Linked DNA regions of Homo sapiens: region 1 is linked to region 2. Evidence: chromatin loops called from intact Hi-C (ENCODE). Cell type or tissue: MCF 10A. All regions are shown on one strand. Each heading gives the region's core, and the rest is flanking DNA. Links, peaks and the distances in the headings are about the cores only. Region 1 has its middle 8.5 kb from the start of PCNX2. Region 2 has its middle 110 kb from the start of MAP3K21.

What was found. A loop is a pair of places that touch in the nucleus more often than their neighbours do. Peaks named below come from ENCODE experiments on the same cell type or tissue, not always from the same donor. Only the 100,000 strongest peaks of a DNase experiment are listed, where the experiment ranks them.
Region 1: it touches region 2 in a loop (5-fold over the local background); 3 of 110 quality-filtered maps call a loop at or near these places.

What each region holds. Positions count from the first base shown.
Region 1 is chr1:233,301,540-233,306,924 of GRCh38, reverse strand. It overlaps a transcript of PCNX2 not described here. Among named protein-coding and RNA genes, the nearest start is that of PCNX2, 8.5 kb to the right of the region's middle. In MCF 10A, for the core only: a CTCF peak has its summit at 2,244 (motif pointing left); a DNase peak (open chromatin) is centred at 2,224.
Region 2 is chr1:233,438,521-233,443,905 of GRCh38, reverse strand. No RefSeq gene overlaps it. Among named protein-coding and RNA genes, the nearest start is that of MAP3K21, 110 kb to the right of the region's middle. In MCF 10A, for the core only: a CTCF peak has its summit at 2,875; DNase peaks (open chromatin) are centred at 625 and 2,835.

The sequences.
Region 1 (5,385 bases), core at 328-5,327, 140 kb after region 2:
TGAAACATATATACACAGCTTAATAAATTTTTATAAAACAAATACTCTTGTAATCATGAGCCAGGTAAACATACAGAATGTTTTCATTCAGAAGCCCTCTGAGTGTCCTTCCTAATCACAACATTCTCAGAATAAATTGCCCCTTCAGAATTGATAAACACACCAAGGGAAAATCAAATCTCAAAATCTAAAATGAATAATTCTTCACAATCATGTGAAGGTGGTCAGATACCTTCAAGCACATATTTTGGTTTATTTGTTTTTTTGAATACAGCTTTATTGATGTATAATTCACATGCCATACAATTCAGCCATTTAACATGTATATTTCCCAATCCAATAAAAATATTTGTCCTCTTTCGAGCCTTTTCAGACTTGCTTAAAGATGTGCCCTGCTTTCCCCAGATAGATTGATTAAGTAATAAGCTTTTTCAGAACCTTGTGTTGTTTGTGTGATGTCACTAGTGTTGACATCCAAACCAAATTTTAGATGGGGCTTCATGCTACCAGTACTGGATATCTACATGTTGTTGCCCAAGACTTCTCTTTCCTTGTTAATCTTCTGCCTAGTTGTTTGATCCATTATTGAAAGTCAGGATATTAAAGTCTCTAACTATTGTTGTTGAATTATTAACTTATCCCTTTAATTCTGTCAGCTTTTGTTATTTACGTTTTGAGGTTCTGTTGTTGGGTGCATATAGGTTTATAACTATTTTATCTTCTTAATGAACTGACCCTTTAATCATTATAAAACGCTTTTCTTTTTCTTAGTAAAAACTGTTGTATCAAAGTCTATTTTGTCTGATATTAGTACAAATAAATAATAATAGCTGCCCACAAAACACTCTAACTCTCTTGGTTTGCTTCTTCTACCCTTTTACTTTCCACCTGTTTATATCCTTGAATCTAAAGTGTGTCTTTTCTAGCATTTGATCATGTTTTTAAATTCATCCTGGCAAACTTTGCCTTTTGATTTTAGTGTTTAACCCATTTTCATTTAGTGTAATTGCTGATAAGGTGAACTTACATCTGCCATTTGGATACTTGTTTTTATATGTCATGTGTGTTTTTGTTTTTCTCTTCCTCCATTACTGCCTCCTCTATTGTTAAGTGGATATTTTCTAGTTCATTCTTGTGTTTCCTTTACTGTATTTTAAAATTTAGTTTCTAGGCTGGGCATAATGGCTCATGCCTGTAATCCCAGTACTTTGTGAGGCCAAGATTGGTGGATGGTTTGAGCCCAGGGGATTGAAACCAGTCTGGGCAACCTAGTGAGATCTTGTCTCTACAAAAAATATAAAAATTATAAAAATTAGCTGGGCGTGGGAGCACACGCCTGTAGTCTCAGCTATTTGGGAGGTTGAGTGGGGGAGGATCACTATAGCCTGGGAGGTTGAGGCTGCACGAGCCATAATTGCACCACTTCACTCCAGCCTGGGTGATGGAGTGAGACCCTGTCACAAAAGAATAAATAAAAGAAAAATAAAATGAAATTTAATATTTTAGTGATTGCCCTAGAGATTACAATTAGCATCTTAAAACAATCTAATTCAGATTAATATTAGCTTCATTTCAATATTATATAAAAACTAACAATATAACTCCATTTTATCTCATTTCCTTTGTGCTTTTTTTTATACAAATTGTATCTTTATACATTATAAGTCCTTCAACATAGTTTTGTAATTCTTGCTTTACGATTTGTCTTTTAAAACAAATATGAGAATAAAGGAGCTATATACAAAATATTTTTATACCATAAAGAAACTTGTTCTACTACACAGAAGTCAGTTGCCCTAGAACCTTTCTTCATGTTATTATTATCATTGTTTTTGTCATTTTGGGGATGGGGAATGATATATCCATTGAATGTTTAGGTAAGTTAAAGTCCTCTTTTGTTTCTGAAGAAGTTCTTCAATTATAACTCATAATATTCCTTATATTCCATTATTTCTATTCTGTTATTCAGGAACACTAATTTGTGTAGAAGATTAAGGAAAAATAACCTAAAAATAAATGATAATAGTCACATGCAAAACACACATACAATATACACTGACCATACAAGATATGAAGGTGATCTTCACAAAATGTAATTAGGTGAAAAGCAGACCTGTCATTTGGGGGAACAAGCTTTCTGCAATATTGAATTTGCCCTGTTAAAATCCTTCCTTGCTTTGCAATACCAATAACGTATTTTATTTTACTACATTCTAAGCAGTGTTCTGGTGCCACCTAGTGCTACAAATGAGTAAAAGCCACTCTGCTTTTTCTTTTTCTCCCTTTCTCCTCTGCCCATCCTTCCTTCCTTTCCCTCCCTTTATTCATCTCATAATAACTGGCATTTTCTATTTCACATTTCACTGTCTGAATTATAATATGTGCTTAAAAGAGCCAAAAGATGTAATTTATTTTTTATGCTTACTCTTGGGTAAACACATTTGGGAAAATATCAAATTATCTTGGAGTAAAGGTTTAGTATTCTACCTATTAGGCATTTCCTCATTAACATAGTCTTTTTGTCGTCTGTATTTCCCTTCTTTGTGCTAACTGAATGAGGATTAGCCTACCTTTTCTCTGCCCCCTCCACATTCTTTCAGTTGTGTTCTGTGAGATCCTCATATCATTATAAATAATCTTTGCTTTACCTCTAACTGCTACACAAAATAATACTACCCCATGCTCATGCTCCTCTGTGCCACTTCTTCATATGTGTCCCCCATGTGCTGACACCATCCTGTCCACTGTATAATTCCACCTCTATTGGAAATGCATCACTTTATATTTCTGACCCCTTTAAAAAAGTTTTAAGAGTTTATGACTTTTAAGCTAGTAAAATTGAATAATAAAAAATAGATCATTCCAAAGAAGCCAAGAGAAAGCAAAGTGGAAAAAAGACAAACTCAAAATCGTGATATGATTAAATCCAGTACTATTACAACTGCATTAAATGTAACAGACTAAATATTCTAATTAAAGTCAAAGATTATCAGATCAAATAAAAACTGTATCCCAACTATATGCTGCTTATAAGAAACAAACATGAAGACAGAACATAAAGACACAGAAAAGTTAAAAGTAAAATGATACAAAAATATATAACCATATAAACACTAACCAGAAGAACCCTGAGGTGACTGCATTAATATCAGATAGAATAGAATTTAAATTTTAAAAATTCCTGGAGTGCAGCACACCAACATGGCACACGTATACATATGTAACTAACCTGCACGTTGTGCACACGTACCCTAAAACTTAAAGTATAATAAAAAAAAATTCCTGGAGATATTCTGCATGATTATAAAAGGTTCATTTCTTCAGAAAGATATAAAAACTTAATTTAACATAGTGTGTATATAATATGTATAAATGGCTTTATAGATATATATGTACATATATGATTTTTTGAGACAGGGTCCCACTTTTTCGCCCAAGCTGGAGTACAGTGGTGTGAACATGGCTCACTGAAGCCTTAACCTCTCCTGCTCAAAGGATCTTCCTTCCTCAGCCCACCAGGCAGCTGGGACTACAGGCACACACCACCACACCCAGCAAATTTTTGTATTTTTTTGTAAAGACAGGATTTCTCCATGTTGCCCAGGCTAGTCTCAAACTCCTGAGCTCAAACAATCTGCCTGCCTCGGCCTCCCAAAGTGCTGGGACTATATATGATTTTATAATGATCTTTGATTTCTCACTTAGTTCTGTAGAAAGTCCTCTGAACTCTAAATAATTTTAATTATTTGAAATTTATTGAGGCTTGATTTATGTTAAAGAATATGGTCCATTGTGTGTGTGTGTGTGTGCATTTGTATTTGACAAATCTTAAAAAGAATGACACCTCTGTCATTAACTGATAGAAAGGCAGACAAAAAGTCTGTAAGGATGAAAAATATTTGAGCAAATGATTAGCAGATTTAACTAGGGGACATTTACAGAATACTGCACTTTTAGAGTGCAGAAAAATCATTCTTTTTAAGCTGACACACACATTTACAAAACTAATCATATTCTTTGCCATAAATCAAGTCTGACAGTTATTAAGAGTATGTTCTCTGGAATTAAATGAGGATATAGATTATTAGGAAGTGCTCATATATGTCTATACATACTTAGAAGCAATATACTTCGAAATAATCTATAGGTCAAAGGAATCCTAATGGAAATTAGAAAATATTCTGAATTGAATGTAGTAAAATATATTGAAATTTTGAGAATGCAACTAATGTCATACTTAGAGGAAAATGTATAGATTTAACTGTATATATATATATATGATGGAAGGAGAAGCAAAAAAATGCAGGTGAAGCATACATCTCAAGAAGATAGAAAAAGTAAAACAAATAAGGCTGAGACACAGTACAAGAGAAACATAAAGAACATAAATTGACAAAATTAAAAAAAATCATTTGATAAAGAAGATGAAAAAGCTGAAATTTTTTCTTTGAGAAGACTAAATAAAATGAGAAATTCCTAATGAATAATCATGAAAGAATGAGATGGCACAAATAACTGATTTTAAGAATGAAAAGGCACAGACCACTGTGCATAAAAATGCATAGACATTTTTATTAAATCACAAGAGGATAGTATGACAAACTTTATACCAATAAAGTCAAATGAACAAATTCCTAGAAAAAAATATATTTACCAAAAAGATAAAAGAAGTAAAAAAATCAATTAGATCTAAAATTATTAAAGATATTACATTCAAAATTTATCTCAATGCTTCATCTGATTTGGTTATTCTCTAGGCCTGCTGTTTTGTGAACTGTTGTCCTGGAGATTGTTTTTTAATTTTCTTTCTCTCTTTTCAATTGCTTGTTCTTGGCTGGGCGCAGTGGTTCACTATAATCCCAACACTTTGGGAGGCCAAGGCGGGGGCATTACCCGAGGTCAGGAGTTTGAGACCAGCCTGGCCAACATGGAAACCTCATCTCTACCAGAAAAAAATATATAAAAATTAGCCGGGGGTGGTGGTGCATGCCTGTAATCCCAGCTACTCAGGAGGCTGAGGCATGAGAATCACTTGAACCCAGGAGACAGAGATTGCAGTGAGCTGAGATTGCACCACTGCATTCTGGCTTGGGCGGCAGAGCAAGACTCTGGAAAAAAAAAAAAAAAAAGCTTGTTCCCTTGGTCCTGTGACTTTATCTTTCTTAGTATATTCTTTCCTTTTAATGAAGCATATTTTCCAGTATCTCTGAGAAAGGGTGTACAAGAGTGTAGCAGCTATCTGTGGTGCCCTCCATCACACAGATTAGGGCTACCCTCAAATATATAATTGATTTTTGGATGTTAAGCCAACCTTGAATTCCTGGGATGAATTCTACTTGGTCATAGTATGTAATCCTTTTTATATGTTGCTGGACTCAGATTGCT
Region 2 (5,385 bases), core at 110-5,109:
TTTTGTTATCCTAGTCATTGGAAGAAAAGGAAGGCTGTAGAGACAGAGCTGCTTTGGACTTGGCCTTAGCTGGTGCAGGTGCTCTGGCCTATCCCCGGAGAGCTGCTTAGGCTCCGGAGAAGCAGGTGCATGTCAAGGCCCACCAGGCCCATGGTAGTGACATTTATCAGACACTGCCCTTGCAGCCTAGGGGAGCTAGTTTCTTTCAATCCACCCTGGCTGACTGGGGAAGAAAGGACAGGTTGAGGTCATCTGTCATGAGCATGGTATTTGCTCCTCATTGGCTCCCAGAGGCTTTCTGGAGGCTGCCTCTCATGGCCTTTCACTAGGCCAAAGGCATGGGAGGAAGACACCAGAACCAGAGTCAGCATGTGTGCCATTAAGTCCTGACTAGCCACTTACTGTCTGTGAGATTTGGGGCTAAATACCTGAAATCTCTGAGCCTCAAATTCTTCATTCTTAAAATGATGAAAATGTATGCTCTTTTGAAGGATCAGGTGAAGTCATAGAAATGGAACTACTTTATGCATTTTTGAATCCCTTTGTAAATGTCAGATTTGTATAATTGTTGCTAATGAAAGTCTCCTCTGGCAATAGTTCAAAGGCTGCCAACAACTGAGTCATATTTTTGACTTTAATCCAGGATCCTCCTGGCTGGAAGGCTGATTCTGAAGGAAAGCGAGTTTCCTCTGAGGAACTTGGAATAGAAAATTAAATTTATTGAATTAGTCATGTAATGCAGAGTGAAACACCACCCAGGAAGCACTTAACATGCTAGAGCAACCATCTCAAGTTTTCTTCTGATTATTTTAGCCTTAAAATGCTTAGTAGTGGCCAGGTGCGGTGGCTCACACCTGTAATCCCAGCACTTTGGGAGTCCAAGGCGGGTGGATCACAAGGTCAGGAGATCGAGACCATCCTGGCTAACACAGTGAAACCCTGTCTCTACTAAAAATACAAAAAATTAGCCTGGCGTGGTGGTGGGCACCTGTAGTCCCAGCTACTTGGGAGGCCGAGGCGGGAGAATGGCATGAACCTGGGAGGTGGAGCTTGCAGTGAGCCAAGATCACGCCACTGTGCTCCAGCCTGGGCGACAGAGTGAGACCCTGCCTCAAAAAAAAGAAAAAAAAAAAAAAAAAATGCTTAGTAGTGAACCAGGGTCAGGGATAGTGAGAGTTAATATTAAAACAATTTTTGTGGCTGCACCTGTAGTATTTATCTAAAGCATTCTGGCACATGCACATGGACACGTACACAGTATTTGGATGAATATACACAGCATGGAGGAAGAAATGAGCACGTAGATTTGTGTGAAGAGACAGAGGTTAAGGAATGTGATGAATCAGGACCTCTTTATAGCCATGGATGTTTTTCTCTTGGGGAGTTTTCATGTTCTTTCACCCACTTTGGTTTTGGTGGGGAGATACTGCTTTGACAGAACGGGTAGTGAGTGTGTTACCATTCTGAAACCTGGGGCTCGGGGTGACCTACTGTCTTAGAGAAGCGGGGGGGCTTATCACCAGCAAGGGAAGGAAAAAATGGGAAAAGCAAACACATTCTTGAAATGATAGCTTCTGGCAAGTCCCTGGTACATCCCCCAAAACTCCAGATTTTTTTAAGGAAATCCAGGCTTTAGTAAGAAACCAGGAATGTTCTGGAAACATTAAGGGAGGATAAAACCTCTGCTCCCGCTTAACCTCCTTTCACAGCCCTGAGGGAAGAATTGGCTGAGCTAGGCAGACAGATGGGAGAGAGCCAAGAACTAGGATAAGACAGCCAGCATCCTGGACACCACGTTCAACCATATTTACAACTTAAAATGGTGGTAATAAGTAGGTGTCTCCTTTTCAAGTGAACGTGATTTAACCTTCCAGCTTCTGTATGGTATTTGTGGAAAGGGTTATGAATTTAAAGAACTACCTCTATTCTATCTCAGAAACCTGACTCCAGTTTTACCACATTAGGAAGACAGTACAATATTCAAAACTGCATAAAACATGAACAATTCTCACCCTATACTAAATAAATTATCTGAATTTAAGATATTGAAAATGTATTCATCCGCCCATTCAGCAGCTAATTGACCCATGATGTAAAGATGCTTCTAAACTCCTTGGGAAAACAGACAGTTACCAAAACCGTGTGCCAGGTGTTTTGATGAGGGTACAAACATAGTCAAGGTGGAAGGGTCGAGGGAGGACTGGGCAAGGTTTCCCAGAGGAGAGTGTTTCAGCCCTGTACTAAGGCAGACTCACTGAAAGTGCCAGGCTGTGACAAGAGCTTGTGTCAAAACGTAAATCAGTACACTGCTTCCTTCTTCAAGAGAATCTCACTAAAAAAGAGAACGAACTGAAATAAATGGTCTGCTTAGAGATTTAGTTCACTTAGGTTCTGACACAAGCTCATCTTGTCGTAAACCAGTAACAAAGGGTCCTGGCCAGCAGCTGGTGTGTGCACCATACTTTGAGCACTTGTACTAAAAGACAATCAAGAGTCATCCAGGGGAAAGGAAGGAGGGGTGCCCCACAGAGAGAACAGCAGGGGCGAAGGCCTAGAGGCAAGAGAGGGTCTTCCATATTAAGAGAACTGCACAGTAATTCCTCTAGCCCCAGAGGGTGAGAGACCAGAAAGTTCAGCAGGGGCCAAGCTTGTTTTAAATTAAGGAAGCATGGACTGAAAGAAACCTAATTCTTGCCTTCATCACAAGCTCACGTCAGCCTCCCGAGAAAAGCCTTTCCGAAGCAAGCATTCAGCAGAGCTCTTAGCCTTGAGGCCAAAGGCGCCATTCCTTCCACAACTCTTGTTTCAAGGAAGCACAGGAAACCTTGCATTTAAGCAGAGAAACCCGCTAAGATGAGTCCAACAGCGACATCTATAGACCACATCTAAAAGTCTTGGTTTCGGAAAAACCCAATTTCTCTGTTATCGGAGTTATGTGAGTTATCAGAGCAGTGAGAAAGGTTTAGCTGCTTTTCAAGGAAAGAGAAGGAGAGAGAGAAGAGTTAGAGGGTTAGAGTTGCCTTTGTCCACAGTCTTTATCCCTGAGATCAGACATCAAGCAACCTGTGTGCGTATGGAAAAGGGTGTAGGGGTTACTGTTAGGACCACTACCCTTTTTTTTTTTTTTTTTGAGACAGGGTCTCACTCTGTCGCCCTGACTGAAGTGCAGTGGCGCAATCTCAGTTCACTGCAACCTCTGCCTCCCAGGCTCAAGCAATTCTCCTGCCTCAGCCTCCCTAGTAGCTGGGATTACAGGTGCACACCACTACTGCCCGGCTAATTTTTGTATTTTTAGTAGAGATGGGGTTTCACCATGCTGGCCAGGCTGGTCTTGAACTCCTGATCTCAAATAATCCACCTGCCTCAGCCTCCCAAAGTGCTAGGATTACAGGCATGAGCCACCGTGCCCAGCAAGACCACTACCATTTAAAGCTTGACTTAGCTTTAAATCCCTAAACAACCGAGACTCATTTATTAGCTTCTTTCTTGTGGGAACAAAGATATTAAGCCAATGTTGGTTTTCAGGTTCTCTGAGACAGAAGTGGAAAGTCGGGAAGTAAAAACGTACATAAAACAGGCCAGGTGCAGTGGCTCACACGTGTAATCCCAGTGCTTTGGGAGGCCGAGGCAGGAGGATCGCTTGAGGCCAGGACTTGGAGATCAGCCTGGGCAACATAGTGAGACCCTATCTCTATAAAAAATTTTAAAAAACTGGTCAGGTGTGGTGGCTCATGCCTGTAGTCCTAGTTACTCCGGAGGCTGAGGCTGGAGAATCGCTTAAGCCCGGGAATTTAAGTTTACAATGAGCTATGACTGCACCACTGCACTCCAGCATGGGCAACAGAACAAGATTCTGTCCCAAGAAACAAACAAAAAGCACACACAAAAATAAAACAAACCACGTATGGCCCATTGTGCCCAGGTCCAATCCCAGGAATTTCCCCTGGGAACACATCCCGATGAAGCATCTGTGAAAATTAGATGCTTATTTTCTTTTGCCTTCTGACCAACTTGTACATTCTTTGGATTCACGGAACAGTTTTTCTTCAGATGTTGTGAATATGACTCATTGATGCCCTTTCCAAGAATATTCAGCATTAAGTGGGTTTCCCAGGAATTTTTCTTCAGAATCCCAAAAAATAGGACACTGAATTTCTTCTCTTTTCCCTCCCCTTTCTGGCAGCTGTGCTCAGAAGGCAAGGACAGAGCTCTTCAATGTTCATGGGCCTGTGAGCTGCTTCCTGAGATGTGTAGCTTCTACTTAGGCATGGCAGGTAATAGATGGAATATACATATTTTTAAAAAGAAAAGTTAACTGTAGTAAAATGAGACTGTACTTAAAATACAGCCCTGGCCCGGCATGGTGGCTCACGCCTGTAATCCTAACACTTTGGGAGGCTGAGGTGGGAGCATCACTTGAGCTTAGGAGTTTGAGACCAGCCTGGGCAATATAGTGAGACCCCATCTCTACAAAAAAAAATTTTTTAATTAGCCAGGTGTGGTGGCACATTCCTGTAGAACCAGCTACTCGAGAGGCTGAGGTGAGAGGATCACTTGATCTCAGGATGTTAAGGCTGCAGTGAGCCATGATTGCATCACTGCACTCCAGCCTGGGCAACAGAGTGAGACCTTGTCTCAAAATATATATATATAGCCATGTTTCCCACCCATGAGGGCACTGGAGAACGTGCAGATCCAGAGGTGCTGAGATTCTGAGAGGAAATGATACCTTCTCATCCCTTATCTGGTAGAGAAGGACTCCTGGAAGATGAGGCTTTTACACATGACGCTCTCCAAGGACATTAAAGAAACAAAGGTAAGGTCAGAAGAGGCCAGTCTAGAAGGTCAAATTAAGGAGCTTGAGGTCCATTCTGCTTGTGATAGAGACTAGAGTTTTGTGGAGGAAAAGATAAGAGGAACGCATGACATCAGTAATTGTCCTTAAATCACCTGCTGTGTGTTCAGCAACAGGTTGAGCCATCTACACACAGAAACTCAGTTTCTAGGGCTCCTTACCTTCCAGGAGATCATGTATAATTTAGTTCCTGCTGAGTGGAACTTGACTTGACTGAATAGGTCTTTTCCTAGAAATTTCTATGCATATGGAATATTTTGCAACTAAAATTTTCAACAATTTATCCTCAATAATGCCCAGCGCTGTGATGAATACTTCATACAAATTTTTGTTATTATCATACTCACTTAAAAATTTTGGAAATTTGAGCTTTGAAGCTTTTAAATATTGCCCAAGATAAAGTAGTAAATGACATAGAGCTGGAATTCAGACTCCAGTCTTTCCTACTCCAGAAAACTCACTGTTATTAAGACTCTTCTCTGCCTCCAATAAGCATAATTTCAGAAATACATTATCAGCTTTTGGGGCTA